Regions from separate parts of the Mus musculus genome. Here all the other regions are linked to region 1. Evidence: chromatin loops called from intact Hi-C (ENCODE). Cell type or tissue: heart. All regions are shown on one strand. Links, peaks and the distances in the headings refer to the core of each region. The heading gives the core; the rest is flanking DNA.

Evidence for each region. Peaks named below come from ENCODE experiments on the same cell type or tissue, not always from the same donor. Only the 100,000 strongest peaks of a DNase experiment are listed, where the experiment ranks them.
Region 2: it touches region 1 in a loop (3-fold over the local background); 10 of 42 quality-filtered maps call a loop at or near these places.
Region 3: a loop joins it to region 1, with 2.6 times the contacts of the local background. A loop is called at or near these places in 10 of 42 quality-filtered maps.

What each region holds. Positions count from the first base shown.
Region 1 is chr1:62,719,032-62,725,206 of GRCm38, reverse strand. It overlaps Nrp2 (neuropilin 2), which reads right to left. Exons shown (of 17, transcript NM_001077404.1): 2 at 6,100-6,175. Among named protein-coding and RNA genes, the nearest start is that of Gm29083, 3.9 kb to the right of the region's middle. In heart, for the core only: a CTCF peak has its summit at 2,485 (motif pointing left); DNase peaks (open chromatin) are centred at 4,296 and 4,766; H3K27ac peaks cover 2,809 bases.
Region 2 is chr1:62,783,364-62,789,538 of GRCm38, reverse strand. Nrp2 (neuropilin 2) reads right to left here. Exons shown (of 17, transcript NM_001077404.1): 13 at 5,983-6,175; 14 at 4,398-4,494; 15 at 3,238-3,258. Among named protein-coding and RNA genes, the nearest start is that of 4930487H11Rik, 8.3 kb to the left of the region's middle. In heart, for the core only: a CTCF peak has its summit at 3,100 (motif pointing left); no DNase peak of the experiment used is centred there.
Region 3 is chr1:62,772,498-62,778,672 of GRCm38, reverse strand. All of the region lies in intron 12 of Nrp2 (neuropilin 2), which reads right to left. Among named protein-coding and RNA genes, the nearest start is that of 4930487H11Rik, 19 kb to the left of the region's middle. In heart, for the core only: a CTCF peak has its summit at 3,600 (motif pointing right); no DNase peak of the experiment used is centred there; H3K27ac peaks cover 2,349 bases.

The sequences.
Region 1 (6,175 bases), core at 552-5,551:
GAAAAATACTAATGCTCACCCGATCCTTGGAGAATGGGGATATTTCTGTGGTGGGCAGGCAGTAAATCTGTCCCAATGTCATGAGTAATCAACCCAAGGGTCCCTCTTCCTGAGCCAGCACATGGCATCCTCTTATACCACAGAGACTGGCTCTGTTTCGACTTCAGGGGTTCCCAGCTGAAGCCACACCTCCAATTGGGTAATTTGATTTCCCAGAGAAAAGAAAAGGGATCTAGGGTCTGGACAGGAGTGAACTGACGAGGACTTAATCCAGATTGTAACCTGGACTGTGCCAGAACAAACCACACTCTCCATTATCCTAAGGACATCTGGACATAGGGATCTAGGCAGAAGAGACATTACAACCGCGGGGAGGGCGGGGCCGTAGACTCCCCATAATCCCAGCCTTTCCTGCTTCCTGCTCTGGGTCCCCCTCCTGAGGAGGTGGGGGAAGTGGCCTGGCCAGGAAATAGAGTTAAGTAACATGTCAGGCACCTTTTTTTTTTTTTTTTTTTTTTTTTTTGCCAGGAAGAGGGTTTGTAGCAAAAGTCACAAGGACAGCCTTCCTTCTCTTGCCCCTGCCCTGACAGCACTCACAGGAAAGGAAATGAAGGTCAGCCATGTTTATGACTGTACTTCCCAGAGCTAGCGACAGTCCTCTCTTCAGAGTGCCACCCTTGCACATTCCCTCTTGCTGACTGACTCCTCTAGGGTCAGTATAGGCAGCTCCTCTTCCAGGGAGCCTCCCCGGGTCTTCCAGCCTAAGCTGGACCTGGGTACTGTGGACTCAGATAACAGTCTCCCATCAAGTCACAGTGGGGACATGCAGTGTGAGGGAGGGGGAGGCAGACAGCATGAGATTAAAGAAGGGCAGACTGGAAAGTAGGGCTCAAATCCTTACCCAGGCCCTTCAGAGGACAGGACCTGAGGGTCACTTGCTTAAGCCGTCTGAGAGCACGATTCTTCATTTGTGTGTGTCGGAGGAGCTATTTCATATGCTTTCCTGTCTATTGAGACAAAGACAGAAAATTGCCAACCCACTGCCAGGCTCAGACGTACTGTGCCAGCTGGGACAGTTTGACCTCACCACCTCCTACTCTGGAGTCCCAAAATCTATCAGGTCAAAGGGTACAATTTACTAACCCCATGTATTTCCAAAACTGGCCATCAAGTTTGGCAATAATAGGTGCTTTTAAGCACTTCCTGGGCACAGAGTGAACGGCCTATGGCCATTTGGCTGGTGACAGACCCAAGTCTGAGTAGTTAGTGACATGTATAGCCCAGATCCCATCATCTTTGTCCTTCCTTTGTAATCTCAGATGGAAGAATGGGGAAACCCTGACCTGCCCACTTTCCAACACAATTTATACCACAGTTCATATCACGGATGCCTTGGTGCAATCGGTGACAAGACATCAATAAAAGAAGTATGTGCACACACCTGCTGAGTTCTCTCGCAGGCTCGTTTCTGCAGTTCATAGTCTGGGTATGGGGTCTGTGCCATTGGAGAGCGTGAGATCATCACACTGGAACAGACAGTGTGATTGAGGTGGCTTGGAGCAGGAGCCAATAAAGGGCAAGGAGACAAACCCTGGGGAAACATGGGTAGAGAAGGAGGTACAGCCCATGCCACGGGAGCTCAGGGAGACTTCATACGGGTGGAAGAGCTATGTTTGGTTGCTGGGAATGTTGGCTGTTTGCTGAGCACAGGGAAGCGCTGACTGCTCGTCATGAAGGGACCAGCTTACTGAGGTCTGGTTTCTTGCCCCTGCTTAGCCTCATGGTTAATTTATCAACCCAGGATCTTCTAAGATTTAGAGGGACCCTCTGTGGTAAGTAAACACAAGCACATTTTGTTTAGCTAGGACAGTTGGCAAGAGGCCCATACCCATATCCAGAATGTAGGGGACTGAGAGGATCAGAAGAAACAGGAGTCTAAACCAACGCTGAGAACTATGGGTGCTGTGTTACGCTCAGTCGGGGTGAGAGTCAATCTCCAGGCAGTCCTTACTCTGTCGTGGCCTTGGCTGAACGAAGCAAGTAAGAAATGGTAGCCTTGAATTTACACGGACTTAGGGTTGAAATCTTGAACCCCAGGACCTAATCTTTGGCATAGACAGCAAAGATCTTCTACGGCAAAATTGATACATATGAAAAATAAAGGCAAGTCAGAAGAGGGAGGCTGTATGAGGAAGGATACTCATAAGAATTGAAAGCAAGAAGTACGAGGAGAAAATAGTCTCGAGTTTCCCATGACAGAGGCATTTAACGAGCTTGCTAACTTACTGTGGTAACACAAACTAGACACAGCAAAGTACTTGTTATCATGGTTTGGGGGACTTAAGATGTTTAAAAGCTCAACAAAAATTCAAATGTAGACTGAGGAGATGGCTCTGCGGCGAGCCCAGTTCACAGCACAGCCATTCAAAAGCTCACAACTGCTTGTTAGCTGTGGCTTCAGGGGAATCTGGCGCCCTCTTCTGGGCTTTGCCGGTACTGCATTCAAGTGCATCCATCCTCAAGAGCCAATCAGATCCAAAGAGGACATTGATCGGCCTTCATCGTGCACGAAGGAGTGAAGTCTAGAATTACCATCCTAAATCATCAAGAACAAAAAATGACTCTCCTCAACGTTTGTTGGTTTTGTTTAAGAAAACATGGAAGTGAGGCTTTAAAATGTTCAGGACTTCCACGGAGGGACTCTGCCCGGAGAGATTGTTCCTCAATGGGCTTCACTTTGACAGGAATGAGGTAGTTTTGTTCTGAATCTACGTAGACTTACTTGTGAGGTGGCCTAAGAAATGTATGTTCACAACTTCCTAGTTTTCAAATTTCCCCAAGATATTTTCAAGATACCTATCTGCTACATACTTGTTCTTTCTAGGAACTAGGTCTTGATTTTAGTTACCTTTGATTGGACCTCTACAATGGGTGTGTGTGTGTGTGTGTGTGTGTGTGTGTGTGTGTGTAAGCACATGCACACCAAGCCTGCTTGAAGACTGGTGAGTAAGTTGTATAGGACAGCATGTTGGTGAATGTTTTTAAGAGTTCATACAGTTCACAGTTTAGAAGTGGAAAAATACCCAGTCTTGTGTGTATGTTTCTAAAACCATAACGCTGAACCCTCTGGCTGATGACTCAAGCGAATGGCTTCTCTCTGTCTGCCAAGGCAGCAGCCTCCTGGTATCTTCTGCTCCCAGGGGGATGAAGTGACTTCTTTCTGTTTGCCCAGACAGCCCTGAGTCCTGTCTTTCTGTCCCTTGACACAGGTAGCTGTCAATGCCACAACGGCCTTTGCTTCTGCCTGTAGCTGCTCCCCAGTCCCCAGGACAGCATGCTGGTGCTTAGGGGTTGGTTCCCTGTGGATAGCCCAAGGGAGGAGGCAGGCAAAGCTAAGAGAAAGGGTGGCTTCGGATTGCACTGGCACAGAACGGCTGACGCTTGTGAGTGAAATTTTCCAAGCAGACAGCAAGATTCAGTGGAACAAAATGAACAAGCGGTGGTCAGGAAAAGATCTGTCTGGGGGTTGCCTTGACCTTCTGGAATGGAGACTTTAAGGTACAGAGAGGAAAAGGCTTAGGTACCACAGACCAGAATAATCTTCCCTATAAGGGCCCTGGTCTTAGGTCAGAGGGCCATTTTTTTTGTAGTTCATTTCATGCAGAGAAAGCAGAAGAGACAACTCGGGCAGGCATGTAGGCTGTACCCTTTCATTTCCTCTTTCTTCTCCAAGCTATTGCTCACTCAGAGATGGGCAGCAGAGGCAATTTTCTGTTGGGAGAGGTACCTGCTTCATAAACTTTGAGGTAAAACAATTGAGCATGTCCCCAAAATGCGAAGAAAGAGGGGACGGATTTCCTTTGATAGCAAATGCTATTTAAAAAAAAATGCAGCGTGGAAAAGAAGGAGTCAAAAAGAGTGTAAGAACAAGAAAAACCTTCCAGGATTTAATGAGATGAAGTGTTCCTTTCTCAAGAAAGTAAATCGGGCAAGCCCCTTGTTCTGCATGCAAATGAGGGCAAGTGGGACCAGATACGGCCTTCTAAATATAAAAATTAATGAGAGAGACAGAGGATGGGGTGTGGGGGAGCGGTGGCGGGGTGGGTGAGGACCGAGAGCGAGGGTAAGTGGGCCTAGAGGAGCCTTGCAGACAATTTGACACTAGGGGGAAATAGATTCCAGAAAGATTTTCTTTCTGACCTCTGTGACCTTTTAGGCTGCAGCCAGCAGCAAGGATGAGGCATGTGGAGAAAAACAGGAAGCTAGTTAGGAAGGCCTGAGAAGCCGGGAAGAGAGCCTGTAACTTGCCTGTTTCCTCTCTTCAGACTCCAGCAAAGGTGAGGTATGAGTCCTTCTGCTCCACACCAAGTTCTGCAGCCCTGTGGGTTGGATCCCGGGGCTGCAGAGTGCGTCCCTAGCCTTTTACTCTACACAATATATCTGGGGCTTTGCTCATTGCTGTCTGAATCCAACCTTCTAAAAAGCAAGGCCCCTTTCCCCTGTCATAGTGAATATCCATAAAATGGCCTCTTAGCAATTTCCCCTCGAGATTGCACTGGGATCAGCAGAACCGAATTTGGCCCTCTGTCCGGAGAGGTGCTTAGTCAAGTTCCTCTGAGCCCGCTCTCAAGCACTCTGTGCATTATGTCTCAGTTGATGCCAAAGACGCTGGGACCCAAAAGTCCTTTTACAGAGCTGCTCAAACCCAAATTCTTTGTCAGCTTTGCTGCTGGGGAAGTGGAATCCTGGGATGCTGAGTCAATGTGTCCAGTGTGTCTGTGTAAGACAGACAAAGGAGGAACTGATGTGCTATGTCATCCAGGCAGCCAAGACTGGTCCTGGAATTAGAAACCCCATCCTGTGACTCTTAGTCACATGTGGCATCCATCCGGGAAACTCTTTGGTTTTCAGCACAGACTACCTCCTGTTAGAAGGAAACCATTCTGTAGGTGCAAAGTGGTCCTGAGAGTATAATAAGGACAGCAGCTTGCCAGGCCTCGGGGTCTAGTACTAGTTACAGAGGAGCCTTGAGTCCGTCAGAGGAAGCACTGGCCTGGACTGAAGCCTGCTCTACATTAGGGGCCAGGAGTGTCACCTGCTCTCTTATACCTGTCCCACCAGCTGTCTCCTTATTAATTATCCAGGACTCCCAACTCCTTGGTCACAGGAATGCTCGGAGTGTTTAGGTGTCGTGTGGATACTGAACAGTCACCAGAACGTATGGTACAAAGACCAAAACTGCCAGTGCCATAGTCTTTTATGAACACTTTCACTTTTGATTCATGAGGCAAGCACACAGGACAGAGGTCTAGAGACTACTCAGCCAGCCTGTTTTCCCGAGTGCGCACAGCATCTTACGAGCATTTCTCTGACTGTCTGCATCTCCAAGGTGGCTGAACAGATGTCCTGTTATAAGACCAGCTGAGGCCATCTTGAGTAACTGACTTAACCTCTCTGTGTTTTAGTGTCCTCTTGTCAAAATGAAGATCATGATGGCACCAGCTTCCCAGGGCTACAGCAAGAACTGAGTGGCTTAATTGTAAAGCAATTAGAACTGTTTGTAGAAGGAATCTATACCTGCATCTTTGAGAGTAACCTGTGCAGCATGGACATCAAGAATCAATTGGAGTCTTAACCCATCCTTCACCAACTCTGTATTTTTAACTCTGCAATGAGCAGCGCCTTTGGAAAGCAATAAGCCAATCCCTATTGCTGGATATATTTGAGGACCCAGCTACCATTTTATTAGGGAAGCTTGTAGGGTTCCTGATAAGGCAGCAATCAAAATGGGGGAGCCCTCCAAAGGAAGCTAAGTCACAGATACAAGAAGCGGGGTTTGTAGTCTGCTTCTTGCCCCAATGGAAACTCTTTCCACTGCCAACTTCTACAGACAGGGTACCACTGTTTTCTGTACCTCATTCCAAAAGATTCTTTACAATACCACAGAATCAAATCCACCCTACCTCTCCTAGAAGCTAATGCCATGTTTAAGTGGCCCTCTGTGGCTAGGGCCCACAACTGCCCTTCAGTGAGAGAAAGGACAGAATATCAGAGCAGTGGCCCTGTGTGTGCGTCCCCAGTCAGCAGGGCTGTGCTTACTTGCAGTCGTGTTTCTCGATTTCAAAGTGAGGGTTGAAGTTGAGAACAATCTTCTGGTTGGGTTCGGGGGCGTAGA
Region 2 (6,175 bases), core at 496-5,495, 64 kb before region 1:
AGGACCCAAATAAATTAACTCAAACTCTCTGAGGCATGGAGTCAGGTGCCAGCCTGACCTCAGCTTTACCCTATGTGCGGCTCCCTAACAACGATTCCCAGCCATGTCCACAGGACGGCCTTTGATGCTCATTTTCTCCTGGTTGTATCTGGATGAAAATCGGAGGGGGGCAGGTAGGGGGACAGCAGAAAGGCACACAGTAGAGTCCAAAAGAGAGAGCACAGAAGCCTTAGAAACGGCTGGAGACACATTCACAACCATGGGACTATCAGAGCATACGCGTGTTCCTTTAAGGGCCCTTAATAAGAAGGGAGTTCAGGGAACCGCAGCCCAAGAACACCTTCACAGTGCAGCCCTGCCTGGGTCTCCATGATTTCTGCTCCTACTGCATTCAGTACACACAGCCTCCTACAGGAGCAACAACAACTCTTGTCTTCACCAGAAGCTACTAAAAATATCCACCTGGTCAGGAGCCCCACTATCCTGACTGTGGGCATTATCTATTTCTTTACTGGCTTCTTGCTTGTTACCTTTTCTTTTATTAAGAAAAAAAAAGCACTGAGCAAGAGGAAATAATTCATCACCTTAATTATACGGCTTTTCAGTCTTTTTTCCCCTTTCCCTTTATACACGGTTTTTCATTTGTTAAAGCTCGAACCTTAAGAACAAAGATACGTGACGACACCATGTTTATAGTCACTGCTTATGCAAGCAAGCAAGCAAGCAAGCAAGCAAGCAAGCAAGCAAGCAAAGCAAGCACACCCAAGTTACATTGTTTCAAACATGACTCATATGAGCGACAAAAAGATCTTTCTAAAGAATGGCATGAGGACACAGTGTTTTCAATTCCTCTGCCTCCTCCTTCTCTGTACAGTTTCTCTTCCACACTAAGTCACATCCACGTACACGGTCTACAGGCACATGAAGCGGCAATGCAAGAAGCCAGTTAAAGGCAGAAACCAAAGATACTTCAAACGAAGAAAGATCCAGAGCCCCCATCAGCACAGGTCCAAAGGCCACTTCTGCATTTCCCTGAAGATCCACCCAGAACACACTGCTCTCCTGTAGTGAGTAGGATTACTTCTCCTGCATGACTAGTTTATAATCAAAAGGAACATAACCCGAATCCTATAGGCACAGAAGCAATGCAAATGGTGGTTGTAAGCGGGGTCCCCACATCAGTTCTTGGTAACTTGCCTGCCTGAATCTGATTTTACTCTGATTCTCTGTTTTGAGTAAAAATGCTGATTTTATGTCTTGAGCAAGAGGCTCCTACTGTCCTGCCCATGAAGAGAACAAAAGTCATGTCTCCCAAGTGGAGACCATTTGTTTGAGTAAAGATGGAGACGTGTGAGAAGGTCCCAGGTTCACCTGGCTAGCACCCAGAAGCGTCACAGAACACACGTCAGTGTGGTTGAAACTTCTAATTCGCACTGTGCTCTTGGCTCTCTAATGTTCTTGAGCCAAGTCTCTGCACCCAAAGACCTGGTTGCCTCCTTGTCATGTCTGCATCCGTGAGTCAATGCTTGCAACTGGAGCCCTCTCTGTACAGCCCCAAAGCATCAAGAACATACTGAGAAGTCTTACCTTCGAGCCACTGAGCCCGGTGTTTATTTAGCCTAAGTGCACATTTGCCACTCAGATGAGACTTTATTTTATATATATATATATATATATATATATATATATTTTTTTTTTTAACAGGCGAACAGGGCCTGGGTGTGCAGCCTTGTGCCGCACACAACTTCAAGGAGAGCACGTGCGCTTGGTGTGTTTATTCTCTCAGAGGAGTGAAGCCTTCAGCTGTTGTTCCTGTCAGTCACGCCCAGACATGGGTCGAGCACAGCTTTTATAGCAGTTACTGGCCTTTCAGGGAGCTTTGAGGCTCAACAACCCACAGAGAGTCGGGAGCAGGCTTCTCTTCCCCAGCATAAACCTTAGGCTGCACCAGGAAGGTGAGCGCCAAGCTCTAACAGTCCAAGCTGTTCCGTTTGCACCTTAACTTTCCCTGTCAGGCTTTGCGTTCACAGCTACACCCCAGGGAGCAGCAAGGTGTGCACATGGATGCACAATACTTCCACATGTGGTGGGGGAGCAGGAGAGAGGATAAGAATCAAAACATACACCGGCCAGAGCTCTATTCTACCACTTTCCCCTCCGTATTGATGGTCTTAGAGCTAGGGACGAATGGCAAATTAGGCAGGGCGACTTGGATTCAGGGAGCCTATACAGGTGTCAAGCCAAGGGCTCATCTCTCTCTCTAGTCAGGAACTAGGCAGATGCATGAGAGCGGAGATAAGATATGGAGAATTTGGATATATAAAATGGGGATCTTATTTCTAAAATGCTGTCACCTAGAGGGTCCAGCCTAGGCAGCACAGACAGGGTGTAACAGCTCTCTCACGGCTGGCACCAAACAGGCCCTTGGGACTAAGCACTGGGCGAGGGTCTGTGAACATGCTGCGGTCCACCAACTGCAGAGGAGCACTCAGCACTTAGAGCAGCTACTGAGCTTAAGTATTAGGACTTGGGCAGCATCAGCAGCCAGACTGACTGTGGAGGGCGAGTGTAAACCCGCTGCATTTGAAAAGCACAAATGTACCCTTCGCTCCAGGCTGGGAGCCCTTGCTTCTTTTCTTGGATGAGGCAAGCATCCCAATTTCCCTCTACTTTGCTTTGTTCTCTAGTTGCTTTCTTAGGGAGGAAGTGTCCCTTTCTGTTCCCAGCCATGAGATTCAAGTGCCCTGACTCTAGTCAGAGAATGAACCTCCTTGCTCCCTCTACCAGCTTTGAATTCAGCACCTTTCCCCCTGTTAAGATCACAGCCCTCCTCAGGTTTTTTTTTTTTTTTCCTTCTCCCAACATCTTCACTAGAATGCTGGTACTACGCCTCACTGAGGGTTAATCTTCCCACAGCCTCTCCTTTCTCACCACTCCTGCATTTTCAACCTCATTGCTCCCGAGTGGACAATGCAAGGCTCAAAGGTTTATCTGTAACCTATTTGTCTCTATTATAGGTTTCTAAGCTTTAATTAAATGAGAGACATTGAGGATCTCAATCCCCGGAATCTATGGGTGTCGCTGCCGCCACCTAGTGGTGAGAAAGTGAAGCATTTGTTTTCTCCTGCAAGCTTTGTTAAAATGGGAGTTACTCCCCCCACCAAATTCACATCACATGGAAAGAGAAAAAGCCATGCAAAACAAATGTTCTTTTTTTTTTACCTTTAAAATCCTCACCTGCAAAAGCTGATATGGGTTCTGAAAGAGAAAACAAAAAACAGAAAAAAAGTTGAGTTAGATAGAGAGAAAAGTTAACGAATATGACACAATTGAGTCTGTTAGGCCACTTGGCAATATGCTTCAGAACGTGGCCCACCTCCTGTTTGTTTTCTAGACTCTGCCTACCATCATCACGGGGCTAGGGTAAGCAGAGAGGATGCTCAAGTTGCTTTGGAACAAAAAGTCCTTCACAGAGTAACAGGTCCCCAAGGCACTGTAATCAGCCACTTACCACTGATTACTTTCTCAGACCTGGGATTAGTTTTAGATGCCCAAGCCCTGAGAGTTGCTTGGGGGACTGGGGAAGTCCCAGTTGCTTCTGACATCACTAGGCACAGACACCCAAGGTCCAAGAACAGCACTTGGTAACTTATTACAGCAACTCCGCTGGCTGGGAGCGAGTCCTATTCCTTTTCTGTTTGGGGAAAGATCCACGGCTAGGATGGGAGGTTGTTGGGGTGCCCTTAGGGAAACCCCTGCTTCAGGATGGAGCCTTGGGCAGAAATGTGTGCATTTCAGGAGGGCTGGTTCTTAGCACTTCTGACCAAAGAGATAGTGAGGGGGTCCTCTGGTACGCCATGCTTAATCCTACAAGTCTAGACTCTTGAGCATTAGAAATATTAGCTTGAAAACAAAATGTAACATTTGATTTCTTATGCCGTAATTTTCCCTGCAGTTCATTCATGTGAAAGAATGGCGTGGGTAATTGTGTTAGCATTCTTATATAGCACGGGTAGCACTTTTGCCCACCACTGAAGGCTTCCATTAAATCCATCAACCCTTCCCAGCATGTAATTCTGACTGGCAGGCACTCGTGTCCTCTAGCATTTTCTTTGCTTAAAAACTGGAGTCTGATGATGGGGTCTCGGCACCCCAAATTTTCACATACTTAATGCACATCTATTTCTGTTTGGGAGATGGATATATAAAACCTTCACCTCATGTCTTAGTCTTACCCCTCCCACCCTCAGCCCAAGACTCAACCAAGTCTATACTTCACCTCCTGCACAGACTAGCACAGCCCGACCCTCTGGGAAATGTGAAGACAGCAGTTGCTTCCTTCTGCATATCCCAATGTCTTATTTGAAACAACCGCCAAGAGAGAGGAAGGCACGTACCCATGCAGTTCTCCAGTGGGACATCAGTGCTTATCCGAATGTCATCGATGGAAATCTCTCCCGATCGTCCCTTCCCTATCACTCCCTCGAACACGATCTAGAGCCGGAAGGACAAGAGCCAAGATTAGCTAATCTTCCTGGTTCATCCGGTGTGTGTGTGTTATTGCACCTGGTACATACACATCTGTGGACCACATGGCTCCATCTCTTGAAATCTTAATTTAAGAAGAGTTGGTTCAAATCAATTACACATTTGAGAGGATAAGAAAATGTAACAAGTTGATAGATATTGCTGTCCAGTAACAAGAACATACTGATTAAAAGAACCACAATTGAAGCATCCTTGAGGGAGAGGGGTACTGATATTTCCCTAGCTATTTCAGAGGTTCCTTTCCTGGAAATCCTTCGGGTGCTCAGGGCAGGTATTTGAGAACTCAGAGGACATGAGCAAGTGATGGTAATAAAGGAAACACGGTCCTTAGGTTTGGACGGCCTTCTGCATGACCTCTCCTCACACTCTGACTTAGAGATCTGTTCATATAACAGCAGGGAAATAATTTACTCTTTTATCAACAATTTACTGAGCATCTACTATGTGTTAGGCACACAGATGAGGTAGTAACAAAATCCAGTAAGATACATTTCTGCCTGGAGAAACTCAAACAAAGACAAAAACGGAGACAAAACCTCTAACAGGTTCTTCTAATGCCCCCTGGGACTAAGGTTAATAAATGGGGGGCCCAGGTTGGGGAGTTAGGGTCTCCGGATGCCTTGTAGTCTCAGAAGTGAGTGGCTACAGCCTGCACACTACACTCAGCTCTGTGGTCTTTAACCACTCCTCATTCTCGCCCTCCCCAGGTTCTTTCTGCAAACGAGCACATGTCCTCTGGCAAGCTGAAAGAGCAGTTGGCTGCCTCTCCAGCCATCTGTTGCTGCTCTTCATCTGGGGAGGAGCAGGTTAATGCCTTGGCTGGTTTTCAGCGCCCTCGTCCACAGTGTGTCTACTCTAACCCAAGATGTGGGTACAGATGTGTGGGCCCATCTGTGCCTCTTGCTCCGTGGGACAGAGATAATAGAAGCTGAGAGAGAAGCCACTTGTTTGGGGCTCTCGGGTTTGATGGAGGATGCCTATCCATCTTACGCCCCTTTCTGGATCCGTGCTCTCTGGAGCAGGTCTGGGAAGGCACGGCCACGGCCACCTCCATCCTGAGCCCTCCACTGCCTTGGGGATAGAGGGGACATTTGTGTTTATTTCCCTGGCTTCTGTGTCCTTTTGTCGGCCTACCTGATAGCAATCTAAAATAAAATGGAGAGAAGAAACATTTGTTGGAGAAGATTTCAGCAATATAAAAGGCAATAGGAGGAACAAAGAACCAAGTCTGGGTGTAGAGATAGGCGCATTCTGAATAACAAATAAGTGTCATTTAGTTGCCATGGCAACACAAGAAACACAATGAAAACAGCGGAGCTTAACCACGTCCCTTAATGATGAATGGGCAGGCTCTTTGAAATGTTGGAATGGGGATCACAGTGAGTCCCTTGCCTCTTGCACACACACACACACCCCTTTTCTTCCCTGACTCACCTGATACTCCATGTCATAGCTGGGCAGGATAATGCGCCCGTGCTTCCACTCGCTGCCCTGGTCCTCACGGATGACCCAAAGGAGTTTGCTTTCCTGGCTGGCTTCCCGAACCACCTGCAGTGCCACCCCGTGGCCGCCCATGGCTTGGTACTGGAACTCCATGCACACAGGGCTTCGGGGCAGGTGCACCGGT
Region 3 (6,175 bases), core at 496-5,495, 54 kb before region 1:
AGGGGTTGTGCACTGTGGTGCATTCAAATACAAACAGAGAAGGGAGAGATGGGGGGGGGAGAAGAGAGGAAGGGGGAGACAGGGAGAGAGAGAAGAAGAGAGGAAAGAAGAAAAGAAGAGGGAGAGGGAGAAAAGGAGAGTGACAGAGAGGGAGAGGGGGAGGGAAAAGGAGAGGGAGAGGGAAAGAAAGAGATAGAGATAGACAGATGCAGAGGGGGGGGGGAGGGAGAGGGAGAGGGAGAGAGAGAGAGAGAGAATATCAATTAAGACCTTTAGTCTGTGCTTCCCCAGGAAACACAACCCTACTCTCTTTAAATGCTCCCTTTCTGGGTCCTTGTTCATGGAGTGCTTCAGCTCTTGAAAGTCCTGACATTCAGACAAGGTACCAAGCTTGGATGTATTCTGAAAGTGAAGACCTTGTAGAATATTCCAGCTTATGGGCTACCACCATTAAATACTAAGAAAGGCCAAGTACTCAGTGCCTGAAAGAATCGTGGGCATGGTCGGGTGGGGGGCAGGGTTGCTTTATGAATTCCCTTGGTCCTTAGGAAGGAACTCTTTTGGATTCCAAGAAGTTGCCCTAATATGACAAGCAGCCAGCTAAGCCCTGGCCCTGGGGGGCGAGGGTGGGGGTGGGGAGGAATCTGCGTTCTTCTGTGGCTGATAGCTAGGACACCAGCAGTGGGTAACTTCCAACAAAAAGACAATGGAAAGGAAATCCACCCAGCTGCTGAAAGAGAACGAAGAAATAAAGTCCCTAAGATATAAAATCCCTGTCCTCTTGGGCCTGACTTATTTAGGAGGCATTTTGCTATGTCCTTGACTCGGAATGTCCGCTGTTGCCAATGACACAGAGCAAACAATCACACGGGAATGAACAACTCAAGTTCAAAAGGGCAGAGAGGAGGTGCAGAGGAGAGGGTCGCTCAGGCACTTCACCTGACGCTGTCTCTAAAAGGGCCTCTTGATATTTCACCTGGCGATTTATGGTCCCATCTGGCTTCAGCTGCTTAAGTGTCCTCTGGGCACGTGACTGGGGTCGGCCCAATTGCAATGGATTCAATTGTGTCTACTCCCCTTTAGCCAACCCCAAAATAAATCACCAGCTTGATCCTCCTGGCTATTGCAAAGCCAAACACGCCATCTGTCCCTCACACGCATCTCCTGGCTAGCATCTTGCCCTCCTACTAGAACAACCATCTGAAAGAATATTTAGTGCAGCAGGAGATGGAGTCTCTTAGTATAGGTCATACTTAAAACATGAGTCAGCCACTCCGCCGGCCTCCCAAGGTCAGTCTATCTCTGCTAAGGTCTTCAAATTAACAACCAGTTAAGGGAAACATTGACTTTGGATGAACTCGGCAGGATGTTTTCAAGGTTTATGATAGAACATTCGGCAGGGATTTAAGGATTCAGCCGGACCAGTCCTTGCAGGCAGCTAGCTACCTGGAGGTATTTTTCGATGTGGTGTGTCAGCTTCCACAGAAAGCTCTGCCATCTAGTTAGTTTGTTCTCAATTTCCCCGTCCAATATCACCCCAGTCTCTCAGGGTTTTCAAGAAAAGGGGGATAACAGCTTCTCTCTGTTTTCATCTTTTCCACCAACAGGGCTGTTTTCCTCCTGTCTTACAAGAGGATCCCCTCCCCCCGCCCCATTCTTTCCTGTTCTAGTTGAAATTATCCCTTGATTATTGCTTGCTTCAGCTCAGCTCGTCCTGTCCTTTAATTATCTATCACGATCCATAGCCCCAGTTTTCTGGCTTAGTATTTTTAAGGGCTATGCCCTAGGCAAACCATAGCCACCTTCCTCCCAAGGCAGTGGTTCTCAACCTGTGGGTCTCGACCCCACCAGAGGCTCAAATGATCATTTTACTGGGGTCTCATATCAGATATCCTGCATATCAGATATTTACACTCTGATTCACAATAGCATTAGATTTAGAGTAATGAAGTAGCAATGCAAATAATTTTATGACTGGGGGGCGGGCACCACAACAGGAGGACCTGTATTAGAGGGTGGCAGCATCAGGAAAGCTGAGACTACTGATTTGACAGTGTCTGAATTGAAAGCTGTCACCTGATCTTTTGAGCATAGAGGGAGGTTTTAAATTCAGAGCCATTGCTAGCTTACAGTAAAAAAAGCAAGCCCGTCTTAGGTTCATCCATCAGGGCTCTGGTCTCCCACTCTGCTGGCGTTTATCAGCAACCAAGTCTGCAGCAAAACAACCCCAGTAACAAGTTAACAGGGTATTCGCCCTCCATTTGAAGGGATGGCCAGCATGGGTAAAACTTGAGTGTTTACATTCTTGGCTTACTCCCACTTAGCTTTCCTCTGAGCCTCCTGTAAGCGGGGCAAAGCTCCCTTCACAGTGCTGTCCCAGTCCAAGTTTGCCAGTTTTCTTTAGATGCTTGTATGGCGTTTAGTTACCAAAGTCGGGGAGCATTGTAACCACATGTCACAGGTCAATCACTGTATAAAAGGGCGCACACATTCCGGAGTGAAAGAGCACATGTTCCAGACCACACTTGGATCATGATCGGGAGGCACTGGGCAGAATCCTGTTTGTCTCTGGCCTTATCTCCTCCTCTTCCTCCTCCCCCTCCTCCTCTTCTTCCTTTACCTCCTCCTTCCCCTTCCCACCCCAGTGGTGCTAGGGATGGGACTTAGGCACTCTAGACACTCCCAGATGCTAGGCAAGCACTCTACCAGTGGCTCCAACTCAGCTCTCCTTTTTCCTTTTCCTTTCCTTTTTTTTCCCCCTTTCCTTTTTTTTTTTTTTTTTTTTTTTTTTTTTTTTTTTAAATGGCAGAGCCTTGCTAAGTTGCCTAGGTTGCTCCTGAACTCATTCTGCAGCTCAAGCTTAAACTTCCAATCCTCCTGCCTCGGTCTCTCAAGTAGCTGACATTATACGCTAGCAACCAGCAGGCCCAGCTCTTATCTCATTCTTTACAACAATAATGACCACGACAATAACAAGTCTCGATACTATTGGTATTGCTATTTACTTAGTATACTATTCCCGAGTGACCCCATGTAGTCCTTAATGCGTTATCCCTCGTTAATTTCCCATAGTTGCTGAGGGAGATAGAGTGGCATCGATGGAAAATCAAAATAGCAACACTTGCAGAATGGGCTCAGGCAAATCCACCTCCGTAACTCCCTGCTTCATGGTTCTCACTAAACCAAGCTATAGAAGCATCAGGAAGAATTGGGGGCTTGATCTTCTGCTACTGCCTAAGGTGCTACAGTAGGTATTATCTAATACATGACTGGGATGCTGCTTCCACGCACGGACAGTGCGGTCTCTGCATCCACGAAATAAGACCAGTGCCACGGCAGAACTGATGCATCGGCTGAAACTATTTTAGGTCATTAAAATTATACTAGAAATAGCCACAAACAGCTGTGGGAGGGGGCGCTCCTTCCTCAACACTGGAGAACTGGACACCAATCATTTCAAGGAGAGTTTGTGTCCTTCCTTAAAGACCCAAGTCTGATCATTGTCAGAACTCTAAATATGCCTGCTCTCCTACCAATGACCCCATGTCATTGTAGCTTCAGAGAGATGACAAAGTGGCTTGTCAGGGAGGGTGGGGCAGGCTCTTCTGCTACCACCAGGGGTCACTGGATTTGGAGCACAGTAGGGGTGGGGGTGGTGGGAACACACTCTAGGCAGCTTAGCCACAAGAGCTAAAAAAAGAAATTCTGAGTGGCTTGAAAGGCGATGTTGAAAAACAATAACAGTGGAATGAAACCAGTGGGTGTCTTGTCAGCCTGGAGCAACCATTACCACTAGCCAAAGGAACAGAACTAATTGCTGACTTAAAAGGGAGCAAGGAAAGGAAAGAAAACACGAGAAAACAACTCAATCAGAAAATATCTAAGCAATGTAAGTGGTTTCCATGGACACTTGCGATCAACTGTCTGTGTTGAATTTCGGCATGGCCATCCTGACCCGCCCCCTTCCCCCTTCATCCTCACCTCCTCCGTGTTTGACTGAGATACATCTTTTCCGGAATTTACTGACTTCTGTTTGCACACTCACTGAGGGGATAAGGCATGTTGCATCCTTCTAGAGAGCAATGGGTCTGGTCTCTTTGTGGAAGAGCAAAGTAGGGTGACACAGTGGCTTTCAGGTTTGGGGCGAGGTGCCAGTCATTCTGTGCCCATTAGTATCCTCTCTGCCCTGAGCTCAGCAACAGCTGTTTCCTTTCTCCTGACTAGTTCCCTTGGGGCCCCATTTTTTTCTTTTGAAAGAACAAGAAGGAACCACCCCAAAGCAGAAAGAGGTCTATCTTCTGCTTGCAACGTAATTCGGTATTTTGTAAGTAGGACAGTGGGAAACAGAGACGATGGGGTTTTTAATCATCTGAGGATAAAGGGTTCTGAGAACAATATTACGATTTTGTGTCCCGGAGTCAGGTTGCAAGTGTCCCTTTCCCAAACTTGAGTGATTCCTCTGGAAAAGGAAAATAATTGTTTTCCTTCTCAGAGTCTTAAGGCAGGAACAACGGTAAACCCAGCAGTTCCTTATGGCCGCCATTTACTCTCTGTCCCCATCTATTCATCCAGATGTTGGAATTCTGCCTGTTCTGAAAAGCATGCCCCCACCCCCTGACTGCAGAGTGTGATGAATCAGCTGAAACAAAAGCAAAGGCTACCGTTGTTTCCAATGAGTAGCAAGGGTGAAGGGAGCAGGCTTTCAGGTGAGAGTGGGAGGAGAGGGCAGCAGGCTAAGGCAGAGGGGAGGCAGAGGAAGCTCTGGCAGAACTGCCTCTAGCTAGCTCACTGGTGGCCTTGTGGTCTAGCTAGGGCTAGCCTCAGACACCTTCAGAGGAAACCTCAGAACCATAGGGAGGGGAAGTCAGAGGATTCGAAAGGACCCTGGGTAAGAGATGGTAAATCCTCTCACCCCACAGAGAGTCCACGTGTACAACCCTTTATTTAAAGTGCCTCAGCCAAGCCAAGCCTTCTTTATCTCTCATGCAGACGAAATGTAAACACATATACACACATACCGCATTCACCTTTCTTACGTTCAGAGCAAGATGGGGGCTGGGAAAAACCACCAATTAATTGGACCCAGTCTCAAAGGAGAGGAAATGAAATGAAAAATCCAGGCTGGGTTATAAAAATAAGTATTTTTTTTCCCAACGTGCAGGAGGCTCATTATATTAATTAAGCATTATTGCAGAGACTGAGAGGGGGGAGGGGGCAGGAGCTGGGACTGGGGTAAGTGCTCTCTCCTGTGCCCGAGGCAGTGGTGATCCTCAGATACAAATCTCTCTGAGCCAGCACTCCAATGCTGAAGAGATAAACACTTGAAATATGAAAATGTTTTTCTTCAGAGCAGATGCTGTGACCCTCTGGGAAAGCAAGTGTGGGCCGTGGCAGGAAAGTGGCCCCAAGTGTTCTTCTAGAGCTTATCTCCCCTCACCAGTACCTCTAACTCCTGGGGACCAGAGAGGACACCATGGGCATATGGGGTGAGGGTAGCGCTGAAGAAGTCAGCAAGAGCGAAGCCCCTCCCCTTTCATTTTCTGGCCTTCCCCCAGTATGCTCCATCAACATGCAGTCTGCTAAATTTCCAGAATTAACCCCCTTTTCTCTTGGTGGCTTATTAATGGGCATCTGAGGTCCAGTCAGGAGGTGTGTGGAAATCGGAAGCCAAAGAAAGTGTTTTTTAGGCCAATGTGTACTGGCTTGTGAGGGCCACTTGTTAAATTTTCTGAAACTTCACGAGCCAGTTAAATATAATCATTGTTAAAAATTAAATCATACAAAGCTCTATTACATTATATTTAAAAAGGAAATTAATAAATACCCGCAACTCAACATTTCTTAATTATTTCAGTCTACTTCACTCTGCCGATGATTTGTGTTTCCTGTACCTGTACCATGGGAAAACGTTCCTCTAGCCCTCCTCCTGCCTGCCTGCCTGCCTGCCTGCCTGCCTGCCTGCCTGCCTGCCTGCCTCCAGCTCCACCTCCCAGTCTGAGGCTCCCTAGCTAAACTGTGGGGAGAGTATTTTTACTACTGAATGTGGCACACCTTGTCAAGCAAGTTTGGGACTTTGTTTCAATTCTTGGAAGGTCTATTGTTCAATACTTCCCGAAGGCAATTGTTAACGCATGCGCAGTAGAACCAGCAGGTACCTTTCCTTTCTCCCTCACAG